Regions from separate parts of the Homo sapiens genome. Here region 1 is linked to region 2. Evidence: chromatin loops called from intact Hi-C (ENCODE). Cell type or tissue: heart left ventricle. All regions are shown on one strand. Links, peaks and the distances in the headings refer to the core of each region. The heading gives the core; the rest is flanking DNA.

Region 1 (9,662 bases), core at 1,303-9,302, 130 kb after region 2:
CTCCACCTCCTGGGTTCAAGCGATTCTCCTGCCTCAGCCTCCCAAGTAGCTGGGACTACAGGCGCGCACCACCACACCCAGCTAATTTTTTGTATTTTTAGTAGAGATTAGGTTTCGCCGTGTTGGCCAGGCTGGTCTCGAACTCCTGGCCGCAAGTGATCCGCCCACCTCGGCCTCCCAAAGTACTGGGATTACAGACGTGAGCCACCACGCCCGGCCCCAAGCCCTTCTTCTTTATTCCTACTGCATCCTATACAGAACGTATAAAAGCATTCCTTACACTGTATTGTGATCATGGGGCTTAGGACTGTCTTCCCACTATCAGCAGCAGCAGCTATATATTACAGGCATACCTCGGAGATATTGTGGGTTTGATTCTAGACCTCAACAATAAAGCAAATATCGCACTAAAACGAGTCACATAAATTTTTTGTTTCCTGGTGCATACAAGTTATGCTTATAGTTACAGCTGCTTGGGAAGCTGAAGTGGGAGAATCACTTGAGCCCAGGGAGTTGGAGGCTGAAGTGAGCTACATATGTTCATGCCACTGCACTCCAGACTGAGCAACAGAGTGAGATCCTATCTCCAAAAAAAAAAAAAAAGTTATGTTTACAATATACTGTAGTCTACTAAGCATGCAATAGCATTATGTCTTTAAAAAAACAATGTAGGCTGGGCGTGATGGCTTGTGCCTGTAATCCCAACACTTTGGGAGGCTGAGGTAGGAGGATTGCTTGAGCCTAGGAGTTCAAGACCAGCCTGGGCAACATAGGGAGACCCCAGTCTCTACAAAAAAAAAAAAAATTGAAGTCAGTCCTCTTAAACTCTGCCTCTGCTTTATCAACTAAGTTTATGTAATATTCTAAATCCTTTGTTGTCATTTCAACAATGTTCACAGCATCTGCACCAGGAGTTTTTTTTTTTTTTTTTTTTTTTTTTTTTGTAACGGAGTCTCGCTCTGTCGCCCAGGCTGGAATGCAGTGGCGAGATCTCGGGTCACTGCAAGCTCCACCTCCCAGGTTCACGCCATTCTCCTGCCTCAGCCTCCCGAGTAGCTGGGACTACAGGTGCCCGCCACCATGCCTGGCTAATTTTTCTGTTTTTAGTAGAGACGGGGTTTCACTGTGTTAGCCAGGATGGTCTCGATCTCCTGACCTCGTGATCCACCCACCTCGGCCACCCAAAATGCTGGGATTACAGGCGTGAGCCACTGCACCCGGCAGATTCCATTTTAAGAAAGGACTTTCTTTGTTCACTCATAAGAAGCAAGTCCTCATCCATTCAAGTTTTATCATGAGATTGCAGCAATTCAGTCACATCTTCAGGCTCCACTTTTAATTCTACTTCTACTTCTAGGTAGAATTCCACCACATATGTAGTTACTTCCTCCACTGAAGTAGTGAACCCCTCAAAGTCATCCATGGAGTTTAGAATCAACTTCTTCCAAACTCCTGTTAATGTTAATATTTTGACCTCCTCCCATGAATCATGAATGTTCCTAATGGCATCTATAATGGTAAACCTTTCCAGAAGGTTTCTATAAACCTTTCCAGAAGGTTTTCAATTTACTTTGTCCAGATCCATGAGAGGAATCACTATCTATGGCAGCTCTAGCCTTACGAGATGTATTTCTTAAATAATAAGACTTAAAAGTCAAAATTACTCATTGATCCATAGGCTGCAGAACTGATTTTGTGTTAGCAGGCATGAAATCATTAATCTCCTTGTACCTCTCCATCAGAGCTCTTGAGTGAACAAATGCATTGTCAATGAGCAGTAATATTATGAAAGGAATCTTTAAGCGGTAGGTATCAACAGTGGGCTTAAAAAATTCAGTAAACCATAACTGCAAACAGATGTGCTGTCATGGCACTGTTGTTCCATTTATAGAGCACAGGCAGAGGAGATCTGCCATAATTCTTAAGGACCCCAGGATTTTCAGAATGGTCATTGAGCACTGGCCTCAACTTAAAGTCACTAGCTGCATTGGCCCCTAACAAGAGCCAGCCTGTTTTTTAAAGCCAGGCATTGACTTCTCTCTAGGTAGGAAAGTGCTAGATGGCATCTTCTTCCAGTAAGAGGCTGTTTCATTTACATTGAGCATCTCTTGTTGAACATAGTCACATCTATCAATGATCTTAGCTAGATCTTCTGGACAACTTGCTGCAGCTTCTCCATCAGCACTTTTGCTTCACCTTGCATTTTTTTGTTATGGAGATGGCTTCTGTACTTAAACTTCATGAACCAACCTCCACTAGCTTCCGTCTTTTCTTCTGTAGCTTCCTCACCTCTCTCAGCCATCATAGAATTGGAGAGATTTAAGACCTGCCTATGAATTAGGCTTTGGCTTAAGGGAATGTGGTAGCTGGTTTGATCGTCTATCCAGACCACTTAAATTTTCCTATATCAGCAATAATCCTGTCTTGCTTTCTTTATCATTCATGTGTTTACTGGAGAAGCACCTCAAACTTCTGGGTTCAAGTGATCCTCCCACCTCAGCCTCCCAAGTAGCTAAGACTACAGGTGCGTACCACCACATCAGGCTAACTTAAAAAAATTTTTTATAGAGACGGTCTTGAACCCCTGGTCTCAAGTGATCCTCCTGCCTCGGCCTCCCAAAGTGCTGGGATTACAGGTGTGAGCCACCACGCCCAGCCTGGAGTAGCACTTTTAATTTCCTTCAAGAACTTTTACTTTGCATTCACAACTTGGCTAAATGTTTGGAGCAAGTGGCCTAGCTTTCAGCCTATCACAGCTTTTAACATACCTTCCTCACTAAGCCTAACCATTTCTAGCTTTTGATTTAAAGTGAGAGATGTGTGGTTCCTCCTTTCACTTGAACACTTAGAGGCCATTGTAGGGTTATTAATTGATCTAATTTCAATATTGTTGTGTCTCAGGGAATGAAGAGGCCCAAGGTGAAGGAGATGGGGGAACAGTCAGAACACACACAACATTTATTGATTAATTTCACTTTCATGTCTGAGCATGGTTTGTGGCACCCCAAAACAATTACAATAGTAACATCAAAGATCACTGATCACCATAACATATAATAATCATTAAAAAGTTTGGAATATTGTGAGAATTACCAGAATGTGACAGAGGCACAATGTGAGCACATACTGTTGGAAAAATGGCACTGATAGACTTGATTGATGTAGGGTTGCCACAAACCCTCAATTTGTAAAAAGTGCAATATCTGGCAATATCTGCAAAGTGCAATACAATGAGGTGTGCCTGTACTATTACTCTTAGAGAATGACGGGAATAGAACACTAAAGAAGGGTAGATATTACCCTGACTTTCTGAAATGGAAAAAGACAAGACAAGATCCTCACAATTGCAGGTAAAATTGATGCTAATTCCTGACAAAATTCTGGAATTGACTTTTAAACAGATGGGTTAGAAACATTTATTGAAAAGGAAGGAGTCTCTGTTTTCTTAGAGACAAATAGTCACATCATCTGCTTAAACCTGTTTTCCTTTTTTGTGTGTGAGCATTTTATTTGGGAAATGATTATAGATTCACAGAAAGTTATCAAAAAAAATGTGTTTTCCTTTTTGATGGGGTAACTAGGCCGGTGGATATTAGTATCTTGATTTCAGTGATATGTTTGTGGAAGTCTCATAGCATTTCCTGCATTGCTATTTTTTAGGTAGGCCTTTTGTTTCACCTAATAGCCAAGCATTTTTAAGAGCAGAATTCACATCTGTTTTATCTCTGTGTCACCCACAACCCTTTGCACATGAAAGGTGTTATTTATTTATTTATTTATTGCTATTGAATAAGATCCTTCCTAACAAGATAGAAAAATGCCAGCTGTCTGTACAGTCAGGTGGGTCTACAACGTGGTGAAATATACTTGGAGAAGGTTTATTAACAGATCAGTGTCAACCTGGAAACATGCTATGCCTCAGTCTTTTGCCCTGGTCCAAATAGCTTATCAGTATCTTGAAAGAAGACACAAAATCAGGAGGGACATAATTAAGATTCAGAATCACCCTGGTTTGGACCCTGTGCTAAACTGATAAAATGAAATAGAGTAGGGTTTCATAGGGGGTTCAAGGGACCAACTGTACAAAGACAGGATGTAGGGAGACCTGGATTATCTGCTTGCCAGTCAGAGGTTTGATTCCATGAGGGATCTCCTAAGAAAGTGAACACGGCCCTAGCCTGGGCTAGGATTGAAAGAAGGGAGAAGGCTGGATTGAAATGATTGGTTCCAACATGCAGGAGAGACCAAAAGCCAGTGACAACAAAAAAGAAAACAAGTTTTAAAGGAATACATATGTAGTACGATGACACCATTTACAAAACATTTTATATTGCTTAACAATATGCAAATTACTAGCACAGGAATAAATACATACCTATGAATGATAAACAAGAGAAGATATATAGGAGGCTTTGGCTATTTGAGAAATGTGTCATTTCTTATGGATATTCATTATATTATTCTTTATGCCTTTTGTGAACCTGTAGTAAATTTTATTTTATTTTTTAGATACAGGGTCTCCCTATGTTGCCCAGGCTGGAGTACAGTGGCTATTCACAGGTGCAGTCATAATGCAGTACAGCCTGAAATCAATTTTTTTTTTTTTTGAGATGGATCTCACACTGTCGCCTGGGCTGGACTGCAGTGGCACGTTCTCGGCTCATTGCAACCTCTGCCTCCCGGGTTCAAGCCATTCTCCTGCGTCAGCCTCCTGAGTAGCTGGGATTATGGGCACCCGCCACCATGCCAAGCTAATTTTTTGTATTTTTAGTAGAGATGGAGTTTCACCATGTTGGCCAGGCTGGTCTTGAACTCCTGACCTTGTGATTTGCCTGCTTCGGCCTCCCAAAGTGCTGGGATTACAGGCATGAGCCACCACACCCAGCCTGAAATCAATTTTTAAAAATTATAGTTGTGGAGGTTTCAACAAAAGAGAATGGTTTAAAAAACACCCCAAATAGTGGTAGTTGTCTTGAGATGGAGCAAGTTGCCTTATGAAGGAGTGAGGTCCCTATCAGAAAAGATGACCTGTTAGACATGTTCTAGAGCAAAGGCTGGCATGCTACAGCCCTTGGATAAAATCTGTCTATTGCCTGTTTTTTATATAGATTTATTGGAACACGGCCACGCCCACTTGTCAATGGCTGCATTTGCACCATAAGGGCAAAATTGAGTAGTTGCATAGTTGAGACTATAAGGCCTACAAAACCTAAAATACTATTTGGCACTTTGCAGAAAGAAATTATCACATTGAGTTGAACTAAATGAGCTCTGGTTTTCTAAAAGGGGGACAGGGTCAGTTGGTAGAGACTATAGGTGAAAATCTGTACAACAATTTCAGATTAGTTTTTATACTTAACCCTTACTCAAACCAAAAGATTACTTGCCAATCTAAGACGGATTCCATGGTTTTGACTTATAAAAAGAAATCTAGCACAATGTGTGGCATAGAGACACCCAAGTATTTACTAAATGAATGAATTGTATATTCAAGTGACCATGCTTTCTACTCTCACCCCAAAGAAGCCGACTGTCAACCCCTCTTGCTGGCCATAGCAGATTGGACAAGGGGTGGGCCCTGGATTTGAGCAGCAATCCTGTCTACCCAGCAACCTACAGAACTTCTGGATATGAAAAGATGAGCTGGACCTTTCACAATCTCTCTCACAGAAATTTGAACTAAAAGTATCCAGGCTAGGAGTATTAGCTCATCCCTGTAATCCCAGCACTTTGGGAAGCTGAGGCCACTTGAGCCCAGGAGTCCAAGACCAGCATAGGCAACAGGGTGAAACCCCATCTCTACAAAAACTACAAAAAAATTAGCCGAGCATGGTGATGCAGGCTGAGTAGTCGCAGCTACTCAGGAGACAGAGGTGGGAGAATCACCTGAGCTCAGGGAAGTCGAGGCTCCAGTGAGCCATGATTGCACCACTGCACTCCAGCCTGGGCAACACAGTGAGAACCTGTCTCATAAATAAATAAATAAATAAAGGTATGCAAAAATAGAGGAGTTAATGGTTGTAATCAGAGCTGAAAAATCCAATATGGAGAGAATGGCCTTGAAATGGCTGTCTTTACCCTCAAGATGTCTTAGACTAACCAGAAAAGCCCTTAGGGGGGAGACTTATACATGCACCTAACATATGTAAATCCAACTAGAGGCCTTGGGCAAAATGAAACAAAAGGTGAGAATGGTGTGGGGGATTCAGGCCACTGCTAAAGGTTGAAATCTACCTGGCTGTGGACCACAATTCACACCTTTACACAAAGGGGGGTGAGGGTTGAGGGGTTCTCCATTGCTAGAGACTCTCCACTCTCCGGGGGCTCAAGTGGTTCATACTAGAAGCAGCCATTACCACAGGCTCCTGGGAAGAGAGACAGGGGCCCTGGGTACCCACTTCATCTCTTACGCCCCTTCTGAGCCCAGCTTCCACTCTCTGAGGGTCTGGCTGGCCTCTTCTGACTGTGACCCTCCCAATTTTAGGCAGGTAGGAAGGGGTCTGCAGAGCCCGCTCCCATGCTCATGGCCTCTCCCCAGGCCTACTCCTCCGATACAGCGCCAACGAGGCCCAGGCCCTGGGAGGCAAACTGAGACCCCTGACCTTTAGGCCACGTTGGAAGGTGGAGATGGACAGCAGGGCCAGGTCTTGCTGCTCCTCAGCGTAGCGTACCAGGTACACATAGACAAGCTTCTTCACCTTGGGGAGAGCACGTTTCTCAGCAGAACGCTTCTCAGCAGGCACCTGTGCCCACCCCCCTACCCCTGGGATGTCATCTCCCCAGCCAGCTGCGGTCCATGGGGACAAACTCTCCCAGTGGGGGAGAGCACCCCTGAGTGTATCCGGGTCCTTTACCTTGATCCACATCCAGTTCAGGGACATGGAGACAGTGTCTTCTCCTGGCTCAGAGACATTTCTCAGCAGGTCGGGCCCCCAGGGGCTAAATCATTTCCTTCCTCACCCCAAGCTTGAGTGTGGTCCTGGGGGAGGTGGGGACAAGCAATCCCTCACCAGGTAGTGCTCACCTCTATGTTCTTACAGGCCACGTTCTTCACCACCGCGGGAAACAGGTCTGAAGCATTCTTTCCTCGGGCAATCATCTGGGTGGTGGGGTCAAGGTAGGGGAAGAGGGACAAAGCGAGAGGCACAGCACTAACTAGAGGGAAGGTCTACAAGGAGCTAAGGAGAGCTGCTCTTGGCCACCCAGGCCCCGCCCGGAGGGAGGCCTCCTCCTTCCCCTCTTACCGCCACAATCCTCTTCATGGCCTCCAGCTTGAGAGAATCCTTGTTGGTGTCCAGCATCTCCTTCAGGTCATCATGCCTGGTGGGAGGTACAAGAAGTCAGCTGAGGGCACAAGGGTGGGGATGGGGTATTAATCAGGAGGGTCCAGGCACAAAGAAGGGACATGGCCAGGGGAGGCTCAGGCAGGACCTGACCCGAGGAGGGACCAGAGCCAGGGGGAACAAGTAAAGTACAGATCAGGGGAAACATGTGGCCAGCTAATATTGTGGGTTGAACTGTGTCCTTCCTAAAAAGGATATATTTAAGTCTTAACCCCTAGTACCTCAGAATGTAACCTTATTTGGAAATAGAGTTGTTGCAGATGTAATTAGTTAAATGCAATCCTACTCTAATAGAGTGGGTCTCTAATCCCATGTCTGGTTTCCCATAAGAAGACAGCCATGTGGGCTGGGTGTGGCGGCTCACGCCTGTAATCCCAGCACTTTGGGAAGCTGAGACGGGAGGATCACTTGAGCCCTGGAGTTCGAGACCAGCCTGGCAACATGGTGAAACAATGTGTCTACAAAAAATAGATTAAATTGAAATTAAAAAAACACAAAAAACAAAAGACAGCCACTTAAAGAGACAGACACAGGGAGACTACCATGTGAAGGCAGACGATTGGAAAGATGCGTCTACAAGCCAGGGAATGCCAGAGACTGCCAGCAAACAACCAGAAGCTAGAAGGGGCAAAGAAGGATTTCCCTATGGGTTTCAGAGGGAGCATGGTCCTGCCGACACCTTGAGTTCAGACTTTTGGCCTCCAGAGCTGTGAGACAATTCATTTCTGCTGTTCCAACCAACCCAATTGTTGTACTTTTTTTTTTCAATTACTAAACTTTTTTTTTTTAATTATACTTTTAAGTTCTAGGGTACATGTGCACAACGTGCAGCTTTGTTACATATGTATACATGTGCCATGTTGGTGTGCTGCACCCATTAATTCGTCATTTACATTAGGTATTCCTCCTAATGCTATCCCTCCCTCCTCCCCCAACGCCACAACAGGCCCCAGTGTGTGATGTTCCCCACCCCGTGTTCAAGTGTTCTCATTGTTCAATTCCCACCTATGAGTGAGAACCTGCAGTGTTTGGTTTTCTGTCCTTGCAGTAGTTTGCTCAGAATGATGGTTTCCAGCTTCATCCATGTCCCTACAAAGGACACGAACTCATCCTTTTTTATGGTTGCATAGTATTCCATGGTGTATATGTGCCACATTTTCTTCTTCTTTTTTTTTTTTTTTTTTTTTTTTTTTGTGAGATGGAGTCTCGCTCTGTCGCCCAGGCTGGAGTGCAGTGGCGCAATCTCGGCTCACTGCAAGCTCCACCTCCTGGGTTCATGCCATTCTCCTGCCTCAGCCTACCGAGTAGCTGGGACTACAGGTACCCGCCACCACCACGCCCAGCTAATTGTTTGTATTTTTAGTAGAGACGGGGTTTCACCGTGTTAGCCAGGATGGTCTCGATCTCCTGACCTCGTGATCTACCCGTCTTGGCCTCCCAAAGTGCTGGGATTACAGGCATGAGCCACGCTGGGATTACAGGCATGAGCCACCGCACCCAGCCATGCCACATGTTCTTAATCCAGTCTATCACTGATGGACATTTGGGTTGGTTCCAAGTCTTTGCTATTGTGAACAGTGCTGCAATAAACATACGTGTGCATGTGTCTTTATAGTAGAATGATTTACAATCCTTTGGGTATATACCCAATAACGGGATCACTGGGTCAAATGGTATTTCTAGTTCTAGATCCTTGAGGAATCGCCACACTGTCTTCCACAATGGGTGAACTAGTTTACACTCCCACCAACAGTGTAAAAATGTTTCTATTTCTCCACATCCTCTCCAGCACCTGTTGTTTCCTGACTTTTAATGATTGCCATTCTAACTGGTGTGAGATGGTACCTCATTGTGGTTTTGATTTGCATTTCTCTGATGGCCAGTGATGATGAGCATTTTTCTTAAACGTTTAAAACATATTTTTAAGCAGAATGGGCCAACTCAGTCACAGTAACTGTTGATCTCCATAGCAGAGCAACCCACAAAGACGGAACTGATTTTTTACCCATATTCAGGAGTGAAAAATATACAACTTGTTTCTGAACCAAAACCACAATTTCTGCAGTTTAAAATGTTTCACTGCTAATATGGCCCTGGTAGAAAGTATGTAGTTTTTTTTTCTTCTTTAAAAAAAAAAAATTAAAATAATTTCCTAAGACGCTAAATCCTCAATCTGGAATGCAGATTCTGAGCACAAAGCAGCTCAGTTAACCTAAAAAATAAAGAAAAAATTCCCATCACCTGTCTCAGTAGGGCCTGAAAGGAGAGAAGTGGTGTGGGGAACCCCGGCTTTAGTATGGAGAGTCACGGCCCCTTGAC
Region 2 (10,652 bases), core at 1,244-9,243:
GAACATTTTTTTATACTGACCCATCATCCCCACCGAAAGTCCATGGTTTGCATCAGAGTTCACTCCTGGTGTTTCTTTTACCTTCTATGGGTTTGGACCAAAGTATAATGACATGTATCCACCATATACAGAATAGTTTCACTGCCCTAAAAATCCTCTGTGCTATGTCTCTTCATCCCTTCCTGCTAAACCCCTGGCAACCACTGATCTTTTTTACTAAAATAGGCATTTTAGTTTCCCATCTTATAGAAGAGAAGAGGAAACAAAGTTTCAGAGATATTAAATATCTAGTCCAATGTCACAAAAGTTGTGTGCTCTCAAATCCGATTTTACCACCGCACTGATTCCTGAGCTCAAAACTTGCTTTGACAAGTGGTTCTCAAACACTACCCACTAGAACCACCTGGGGATCTTTATTCAGTTGGAGATTCCTAAATTCCACCCAGAGTGATTCAGTAAGTCTGGGATAAGGCCCAAGAATGTGCAATGAGATCCCCAGGTGAGATAAACTCGTTAGAGACCCATGCTGCCAAGGATACATAAGGCTGATATTAGAAAAAGCGTAGGAAGAGAGAATCTTATGGGGAAAACCCACAAAACTAAATAAAGCCCTGAATAAGAATGAAGAAGTGACCCACAGGTGGGTGTGGGCTAAAGAGGAATTCACCCCCACAGACTGGGAGGTCACAAGGCACAGGAAGGGCAGGACCAGGGAAAAACAGCTGTAGGTTTATCAGTTAAGTCCAAGTAGAGAAGTTTGCTGTTCTCAATTTCATTTCTAAGACAAGAGGTTTGAAACCAAAGTGTTGGCTACAAGAAAGAAGAGCAGAATAAAGACGGGCAGACAGTTTGATTACCATGGGCAGGCATGCGCATGTGTGCATGCACACACCCCATTAAGTCCCAAAGGTTGCTTTTTTTTTTTTTTAATGTAATTGAGAGGATACTGCTATTTTATTGTGGGACAAGAAGAGCCTTCTTGCCTCAGCAGGAATACTCCTTGCCTGCAGCCTGCCTATCCACCTACCACAAGAAAATCCAGTGCCTCAATATTCCAAGACCCTCGATCCAGAAAGGACATCACGCTAACTCACCTCCTTGCAGCGCATCCTTCGGCTGGACATCTTGAAATAATATTCACTCAGGCCATCTGGGCTCAGCGGGTCATGAGAGCAAGCCTGAAGCAAGGATCGGACAGACTTCTCTAGTTCGAAGACCAGATACACATACCCTATTCCCAATGAGAGGAAAAATCGCATTAATATCCCTTAGGTGGCCACTCCTCAGCCTTGGCTTTGCAGCAGGGCGTTTCTTCCAAGAAAGAAGGTCTTGTGTATAAGATACATTTTTGTTTTACTCCTGAAAAGTCGTGTTGAGTGGAAGCATTTGCTATGCAGATGCCCTGGGTTGTGGGCCTCCCTCCCACCCTGGTGAAGGAAAGGACTGGCAAGCTGAGACAGAGGATCCCACCATTACCACAGCTCTCTATGCAAGAACACAGAGCATGTTCAGGTCAGCAGAGCCAGGCTTTCCTGGTGGCAGGAAAGATGGCAGGTATTGCTTTAAACACCTACTTAAACCATTAGTTCAGTTCAATGAAGATGGGGCAGGGTGAAAATAGCACCTGCTCCTTTCTACAGGGAAGGGATCTCATTTCAGACCAGTGAGGAATCAGATGCTTGGTCCTCATTCCTGCCAACTCCAAAGGGACTTCAGAATTAGGTCAGGCAACAACGTAACTGGGCAGGACAGGCAGGCAAGGGAAAGCTTTTCAAACGCCTTATTTTGAGAGGAAAGGTGCTGCTTGGGTTCAGGTTTAGAGAGAAGTGTACAAGGAAGGGGTTTCAGAGGCAACTCCCACTGCTGTGTAAGTCTGGACAGATGGAACATTAGCTCAGAAGAAACAGAGGGACATGTTAGGTTGAAGAGAAAGTGCTGACAGATGGCAGGTCTGTGCCCTGGAGTGCCCACCATGTTACCAACATGCAGCTGTGACATCCCAGCACCCCTAGGTGCAGTTATGTACTAGGGAAGGGAAAAAAAAGCTCCTACCATGTCTTTATTACCTTTAGGCATATTACCTTTGGGAGGACACCGGGGATGCTTGCCATCCTTACCAGGCCACTCCACACTCAAAGAGCCAAAAACACGGAAGGTGTTAACTAATCCAGCTGCAAAGAGACAGAAAAGAATGGCAGAAGCTGAGGAACCATCTTTCCCAGTAAAGACACAAACACAGAATCACCAGCATTCTCCTCCCTGGCTCATCCCCACTGACAAACAACTCAGAAACGAATGCTGATCTCCGGTGTAAGCTCCCGACATAAGGAGCACTATGGGGGTCTATGAAATGCACCTCTCCCCTCAGACACTCATGTAATACCCTGAGCTCAGGCAGGGCATTCAGCCCCTGGCCTCAATTCCAAGTTTCATGCTCCTGAAAGACATGCCCCACCCTTCAACTCTTAAAGCAGGTCTTAGAGACAGCTCACCTTCTGTAATATCCCAAGGAACACCTCCTAGAAACACCTTGCAAGAGTAGATGGGGTTCTTATAGTTCCGGGGAGGAAGCTGGCCACTCCAGGTACAGGTGGCTTCATTCACAGCTTTGGTAGATGGCAAAGAGATAAACAGGGGAGGTTAGAGAATCAACAAAGCCACACTCTTCCCTGGGGTGAACTTGTCCAGTAAGAACCTGACTGGCCACAATCCTTGCCCAGATGCCTGAGAGAATATCCATGATTATTCTGAAAAGCAAGAAATCTATGTCTCACCAATCCACTCAGTCAAGTATGATAATCCTACTTTGCTAATTCTGTCCCCACTAAAATTGAAAGGAATACCAAACCAGATGTGTAGGGTAAAAATTTACACCCCATGTTATTTTCAAACATTCAACTAATATGCTAACCACAAAGCAGTTTTATCCTGTTATTGCTTACAGTACTAATTCATAATTACTTGAAAATAAACATAGCAATACAACATCTTGCAGGCTTACTGGTACAAATGGGCCTTCTCCCCAATGTTCAAATGAGAAACATTCTATTCTGTTTCCTTGTCTTGGCTCTGAACTCATGAATCACAGAAGTTAGGACACTGCCAATAAAAACCAGCACTGGCAACCCAGTAAGACAAGAATGTCACAACTGTTCCAAGCCAGACTCATCTTTATAGCACCCAAATAGACAATGGGCCTTCCTTGATGCCAGCATGGTAACGTAATGAATCAGTCTTCAATCCTGTCCCCACTGTTTGTACCTTTCCAAATCAGAGACTGACCTTAGTGAGGACTAGCTAGTTCTTGCCCATTTATTTCACCCTCCTCTTTCAGCAAAGAGGCAGACAGCCAATGAAAGGAACTATCATTTTCATTCAGGACAAAGATGTGGAAGGATATTTCCTAAAAGGAATAGGCCCAACGTGTTGCTACAGCAAGAAACTGGGCAATGTCAGCAATCTTTTACGACAAAAACAGAATATAATGGTCTCATCCAAAAGCATGGTAATGTCATTTCACAGGAAAACAATGGCACCAGAGAAAGTACAAAGATGGGTTGCCAAAATCATTAGGTGAACAGGGCACAGCACTATCAGAGGAGAATGAGATCCAGCCCAACTCTGTGAGCAAACAGACACACTGAAGCCTATGGAAACAAATGGAATGCAGAAACTAACACTAACTTAGTCATCAAATTCAGGACCTCTGAAGAGCCAGTGGTTAATGAATATCTCCCTGAAGCAGTACTAGACAAAGATGAAAAACACATTTAATACATATTTAGGATAATTTATTTTTTAAACCTTTTAAAATATATAGAGATGGGGTCTTGCTATGTTTCCCAGGCTGGGCAACTCCTCGGCTCAAGCCATCCTGCTGCCTCTGCTTAAGTGCTGAGCCACCCAGGCCAGCCTAAGATTAAATTTAAATGTCAGAACCTTAAGGATTCCTAAGAGACCAGGACATCTGGTGACACTCCTCACTTTAGAGGTTGACAAATGGACCCCTCCTTCCCCAGTGCATCCCTGACTATACCAATCAGAAAGCCTCAGGGAAGAAAGCTCCAGCATGAGTTGTGTCTGATGGTCTTTGAATTAGAATGTGGAGAGGGTAGACAAAATTCTGGATATCCCTTCCAGAGTTTCTCTTGAGGACATCCACCCGTGGAAAAAGTAAAAGCAAGAGCAGCACACAGCCAGTCTCCACGGAACGGCACAAGTGAGAGATGGAGCCAGCTCCTTGTGCTGTGGCACATGCATGTGCCAGATAACCTGCCTCTTTCCTCTCCACTCAGCCTCAAGAAGTTCCTGAGTCTGTTCCCATTAGTATTTACTCCACAGAAAGATAATTCTTTGCAGATCTGGAGACTTCACCATGCAACCAAGCCTCCTCTAGACAGTTCACAAGTGTGTGAACTAAGGTCACTTCCTCTCTGCTCCCAAAATGAGGCCTCAGGCCTCACACATGCTCAAGGCACACTCACCTGCAGCTTGTCGGTGCAGCCTGGCCTCTCTCTCTATGCTGAAGGGGTCTTTGGGAGCTTCGAGGAGGTCCCAGGATGGCCACACAGAAGCTCCTGGCCATCTCTTTGAAGCACTGGTTGGGGAGGGAGTGACTGCAGCAAGAGCAGCTTGCTCTTGGTCCATCCGAGACCCTACCCCCATCTTTAAAGGGTCTCTGGGACCACCCCCTGACAGAGACAGGAAGGGCAGAGGTGGAGAAATGCGAAGGCTTGACTAGGGGAGGAAAAAGGAAGACAGGGTTTTAAAGGCTAGTTTTGTTATAAAGTAATAATCACATTATAGAAATTATTAAAAACATCCAATAGACATTTAGCATTTGATATATATTCTTTTAGACTTTCTTCCTGAGCAATTTTGATTAGTTCTAGTTATACTATAATTTAAACAAATGCTCCTTCTCTCCTCATTCAACTTTTCCATATTGCCAGTCTTTATAACCATTTAAAATGCATTTATCATATTCTATTTAGGGAACAAGGTACATCTCACTGACCCATACTCTTCCTGTTATATATATACTTTCCAAGTTTTCAGAACCATAAATAAAAATTAAGATGTAGCTTCTTCATATTTTGTGTTTTCTTTGGTCAGATTCCTAGAAAGCCGAATGCCAAAAATGCTATCTATGAGAGCTCTGCATTGTATCATAAATGTATCAGAACACCATAAGCTGTGTCAAACCTTTAAATTCTAATTTACGTGTGTGAAATGATACATTATCAAAATAACTCGTTGACAGAATATTTTAAAATCCCCAAATATTAATCAGTCATGAGATAAATTTCCAAGACTGAGTCCAATCTAAGTAATATAGACAGAACTACCAGCACTGTATCTGACCCCATTTTACAGAAGAGGTAACTGCAGCCCAGAGAAGCAAAGAGACCCGCATGTGACTGCCCTTTTAGAAATGCAGCCTTAACAGATAAAACCAATGGTCAGTGAGAACACCATCGCCAACTTCCATATTCTAGGACAGGCTGACAGGCGATCACAACCAAAGTTGCCAGTCCTGGGTATGGGGAAGAGAAGAAGGTGGTAAAATAAGTAATTCTATTCACTGCACATTCAGCTCGGGAGATTTGGCAACAAAAATGCTTATAAGGCATCTGAAACTGTATTCTTATTTTGGGGTAATTTCTCACTGCCAATCCCACCTGTATTTACTTCTACTATCCCCTATCTATATTATCTGTACTAATCTATCTATAATATCCCCTACCTATTCTAATTCATTTGCCAACTCCACTTAGCATGAAGACCACACGCATCATACATGGCTGTAGATAAGGAACGTGAAATGCAAAAATTAACTGAGGCAATGTTTCATAGATTCATCATGGCATGAATTGAAAGCTGACACGGGTCAGTGGAAAAAATACAGGAGCTACAGTCAGATCTGGATTAAAATCCTATCTCTGCTAATTACTACTTAAAAATTTTTTACGTTATTACTTAATTGTGAGATATCATACATCAAAGTACATAAATGACACTGTTTAAGGGCTAAAGAAAGCACCCCGTGTAGGTAAAGAAACAGAACACTGCCAGGGCCCTCACGTTTACTTTTGAAATTAAGTGTTTTCCAGTACTCTTGGAGTAGCTAGTAAAATGAGAGTCCTGAGCTCAGGTCCTGCAATGTATTGCTCAATGGGTCTTCAAAGCATCCTCTATCCTGTTAAGGATGAGAACTCTACAAATGTCCACAATAATCTCCACTCCTCCCCTCATCCCATCTCCCAGCCTGCATTCCAGGGGACAGGCATCCCATAGATATTGTACCCTCCTTCCCCTTGGACACACACAGGCAACTCCACCCACAACTCCCCTTTCCCAAATGAGTTACATACAATCAAATCTGAGAGATGATCTGATCCAGAGCTGAAGCCACTGGTGTCTGAGTCAGAGGGGCTGCTAGATCGAGAGTCCAGGATGGGCCGGGTGTCCAGGCGTGATCCTCTAACTGAGGGTGCTGGAAACTTGTCCACCAAGTCAGACCCAAGGGGATCCAGAGGCAGGAAGCTCAAGGGGGGTTTTCCTAGGACATTTCCCAGTGGGTTATGGAGCATGCTCAGTACTAGGAGGACAAAAAAGGAAACCTCATGACCTCTTAGTTTTCTTTGCAGCCAACAGCCTCTTTCTTCTCCTACAGCCACCCAACAAGAGATACCAAAGGCAAGACAACTAAAAGCATGCCAGCAAAACACAATATAATGAACAGATATATATCCAGCTCTGAGACCTGGCCGCAAGGGCCTTGTTAGAGGAAGTTACAAGCTGACTGAAGACCAGAGTTCCTGCTGTTACAATAGCAGCAAAACTGCTGGGTTATACTACCCAGGCTTAAAAGGTCAATGCCAGTACTTGGGAAACTGTCACTGGGGTCCCTGGTCACAGCTGCTATTAATGCCTGGATACACCTACAGCACAGTTAGAAATCCCAAACCATACTTCATCTTTACTGCCTGACGATTTGTTTATTAGAAGAATTCTCACCTTTCTAATGCTATAATATAGAATTTCAGGCCACACCCCAGAAATCTGGTATAGCATAAGCATACCACCTCATGTGAGAGGTTCACTTATGCAAACTTCTAGCATATACAGATTCTCTTCAATGTACCCCTGAACTTGAAATGTTTAGGATGGAAGCAGAATGACATGGTTAAGCCCATTCTTTGACTTAAACTTAGGATTAAACCCTGTGTCTGACACCTCTTGTATATGTCTGTGAGCTCTGGGAAGCTCACTTAGCTTCTCTGACCCTCTGTTTTCTCACTGGCATTTAGGGTGGAGTATCAACTATTTCATGACATTGTTAGGACAGCTCAATAATTAGATACCAGATGGAAAGAGCTCAGCACAGTAGCACCCAGCACACAATAAATATTTAAATATGAAACAAAAAAAGAGCAACGTTTTCCACACTTGGCCTTGGGGAACCTAAGCAAAGCACACCCTCTATCTATGAGAATAAGGAATAAGAGGGCTTTGCCATGGAGCTATGGGTGTGCTAAATCTAGGAAAGAAGCCTTAATTTGAAGTTTTTTTTTTTTTTCATCTGAAGAATGAGAACATTCACCTCAAAATGGCTGAGGTAAAACCAAAATCATATGTGTAAGTGCTGAATAACTGGCTGTGATTGGCCCCACTTCCGCCCTGACTAGCAATGAAATGAAACACAGGTCACCCAGAGCTGGTTTCCTCCCAGGCCTCTAAGTCAGTTTGAATGCTTGTCTGGAGCTGGAGTCCCAAGAAGCAGGAATAAACCTCTCAAGACTGAAATCAAAATCAATGCATGCTTTCAGGGTACGAGACACACATGCCATTGATGGAACATATACACAAGATCCCAAACATCTGTTAATATGGGACCAGACCAGCCCACGCTCCTTTAGGTATATGACCTCCCCTTTTGGATAAGACATGGTAGGTGTATCCTTAACATTTAACACAGGGGAAACTGTAGATATATCTATTTATCTAGTTATTATTTTGTAGTAAAAATAGCTTTAATTTTTAAAGAGACTGTCATAATACTGTTTTCCAAGTAGATGGAACTATATACCATTTTACATTCCCACCGGCAGTGATGAGAGTTTCAGTCCCTCTACAACCTGGCCAACACCTGGTTTGGTCAATCTTTTTATATCTAGCCAGTCTAATATGTATGTATGTTGTGGGATGTGGGTGGGGTGGAGCCACAGCACATCCAGCAAGGAGTTAGTTTAGCATTTTGTTTTTCAAGGAAACATTCCTAACTTTGAAATTGCCTTTTGAAGCAGTTTTCAAAGCTCTAAAATTTAACTGTATGCTAAAACTAAGTGTCTCAAAATGCTTGGATTGATAACCATCAGAAATAATCCCTGACAAACTTCTCAAATAATCCTTTGGTCGGGTGTGGTGGCTCACGCCTGTAATCCCAGCACTTTGGGAGGTTGAGACAGGTAGATCACCTGAGGTCAGGAGTTTGAAACCAGCCTGCCTAACATGGCGAAACCCCGTCTCTACTGAAAATACAAAAATTAGCCAGGCGTGAAAGTGCACGCCTGTAATCCCAGCTACTCGGGAAGCTGAGGCACAAGAATTGCTTGAACCCAGGAGGCAGAGGTTGCAGTGAGCCGAGATTGCGCCACTACACTCCAGCCTGGGTGATAGAGCAAGACTCTGAAAAAAAAAAGTTCCTTGACAAACTCCTGCCTGATAGAAATCCAAAATCAAAGCCTGTAGAGTCCATGCCCTGAGAAGGCAGAATATGTGAAGATTTTATTCAAGGTTCCACCCTAATGCTGCAAAGCCTGGCAAAGAGGCACTGTGAAAAATCAACAGATCACATGCACTGGTCTTAAAAGTGGTACCAATGCCCTGGAGGGCCTCATCCTTTTCCACATTTCACAAAAACAAGTTAGGGTGATGAACAGTGAGGTAACAATTCAAATCACAAAGAACTCTGACCACTAGGTTAAATAGTTTTTATCTTATTGTCATTTGTTTTTTTTTTTTTTTTTGAGACAGGGCCTAGTTCTGTTGCCCAGGCTGGAGTGCAGTGGCTCACTTCAACCTCAATCTTCCTGGGCTCAAGCGATCTTCCCACCTCAGCCTCTAGAACAGCTGGGACTACAGGCATGTGATATCTACCACATCTGGCTGATTTAAAAAAAATTTTTAGTAGAGGTAGCATCTATGTTGCCCAGGCTGGTCTCGAACTCCTGAGCTCAAGCAATCCTCTTACCTCAGCCTCACAAACTCCTAGGATTACAGGCATGAGCCACTGCACCCAGCTTGATTTTATCTTAAGGGTAACTGAGAGACACGGAAAAGGAGATCTGCAGAGCTGTTGTGTGGATAGCAAAGAAGGCTGACCAGGGAAACTAAGGAAAAGCACCAGTAGGAACCAGTGTCCAGCAAAGAGGAAAACTAAGTTGGACTTAAAGGATTTTCTCCAGCAGAGCTCAGATACCTGGATGGACACTGAAGCCATACAGAGCTATGATTTTGTTCCCCCAAGGGGGTATGAAGGAATAAATGTGACAACAGAATTGATGATAACAGCAACAAAGGAAATGAAGAATGGGTCGTGCATTATAGGCTAAAGACAGAACAAAGTCAATAGATTAGGAGCAAATAAATGGAAAACCAGTGATTTCAATAGGCTGATAGCTATAAGAGGAATGAGGGTGGCAGACAATATAAACACGAAGAGGTGGGACATTGAAGATTAAGAGCTCTGAGGATGGCAAGGTCCAGAGTATGGTAGAGGTGGCTGACTTAGAATGTGAGAAGTCTGAAATATTAGATAAGTCATTCATGTGGACACTAAAAAGACCGATGGTGATAACTGGGCCTGGAGTTAAACAATGAGATTTTCAGAGACCTGGGACAATGAGTAGGCTCTACTTGGCATAGCAGCATCTTAAAGGAAAAGTCTTCAGCTAAAGCAGAAAATGGGGGGAGCATTCACCAGTAAAAAAAAGAAAGCCAGTTTGTTAACCCTGGAAAAGGGGAGTTTCAAGTGGCACAGCAGAGAGCTCTGAGAGTTGTCAAGGGAGAAACAGCATAAAGCAGAACGCCAGAAAAAATACTCAAGAGGGGATGCTGCCCCAAAGGCTTGTATCTGAAAACACCAAAGATGGCAAGTATGGGCTCTGGTAACTGTCCTCACCCAAGGTTTTTTTTAAAAGGTATTTTGGAAAGAGTCAAAAAAGCAACATGGTAAGCACTACAGACCCCTTTCCTCATTCACATCATTTGTATTCACTATTGTGTTGGTACACCTGTTTTACCAGCCACAAACCCATCTACCTCTGCTAACTTGAAAGTTCTCTACTGTGCCTACAAAGGTATCTTGAGGCTTTGTCAAATTCCTGTACAAAGCTAGGAATTATCTCTGTAGTGATCCTCTAATCTGGCAATAAACCTAAGTAGAAAATGGCATGAAAACCCACGCTGGTCACTAACGAACTCTACTTCGTTAAGTGCTCACAGTTCATGGTCATTCATCTGTTCCGCAATCTGGACCAGGTTCAGTTAAGCTTCTAACAACTTACTGAACGTCTAGCACATGTCAAACACTGTGTTAGAAGCACTTTAGGTAAACAGTCTTCACCAAATCCTAAGAAGTGGCTGTT

The links. A loop is a pair of places that touch in the nucleus more often than their neighbours do. Peaks named below come from ENCODE experiments on the same cell type or tissue, not always from the same donor. Only the 100,000 strongest peaks of a DNase experiment are listed, where the experiment ranks them.
Region 1: it touches region 2 in a loop (5-fold over the local background); 7 of 110 quality-filtered maps call a loop at or near these places.

The regions. Positions count from the first base shown.
Region 1 is chr15:82,682,134-82,691,795 of GRCh38, forward strand. AP3B2 (adaptor related protein complex 3 subunit beta 2) reads right to left here. Exons shown (of 27, transcript NM_001278512.2): 2 at 7,245-7,320; 3 at 7,025-7,099; 4 at 6,603-6,698. The region is part of intron 3 of CPEB1-AS1 (CPEB1 antisense RNA 1); the gene reads left to right. It also overlaps the pseudogene LOC100421235. Among named protein-coding and RNA genes, the nearest start is that of AP3B2, 23 kb to the right of the region's middle. In heart left ventricle, for the core only: no CTCF peak of the experiment used is centred there; no DNase peak of the experiment used is centred there.
Region 2 is chr15:82,551,386-82,562,037 of GRCh38, forward strand. It overlaps CPEB1 (cytoplasmic polyadenylation element binding protein 1), which reads right to left. Exons shown (of 13, transcript NM_001365242.1): 5 at 6,375-6,601; 6 at 4,485-4,737; 7 at 2,493-2,606; 8 at 2,082-2,171; 9 at 1,095-1,231. Among named protein-coding and RNA genes, the nearest start is that of RPS17, 16 kb to the left of the region's middle. In heart left ventricle, for the core only: no CTCF peak of the experiment used is centred there; no DNase peak of the experiment used is centred there.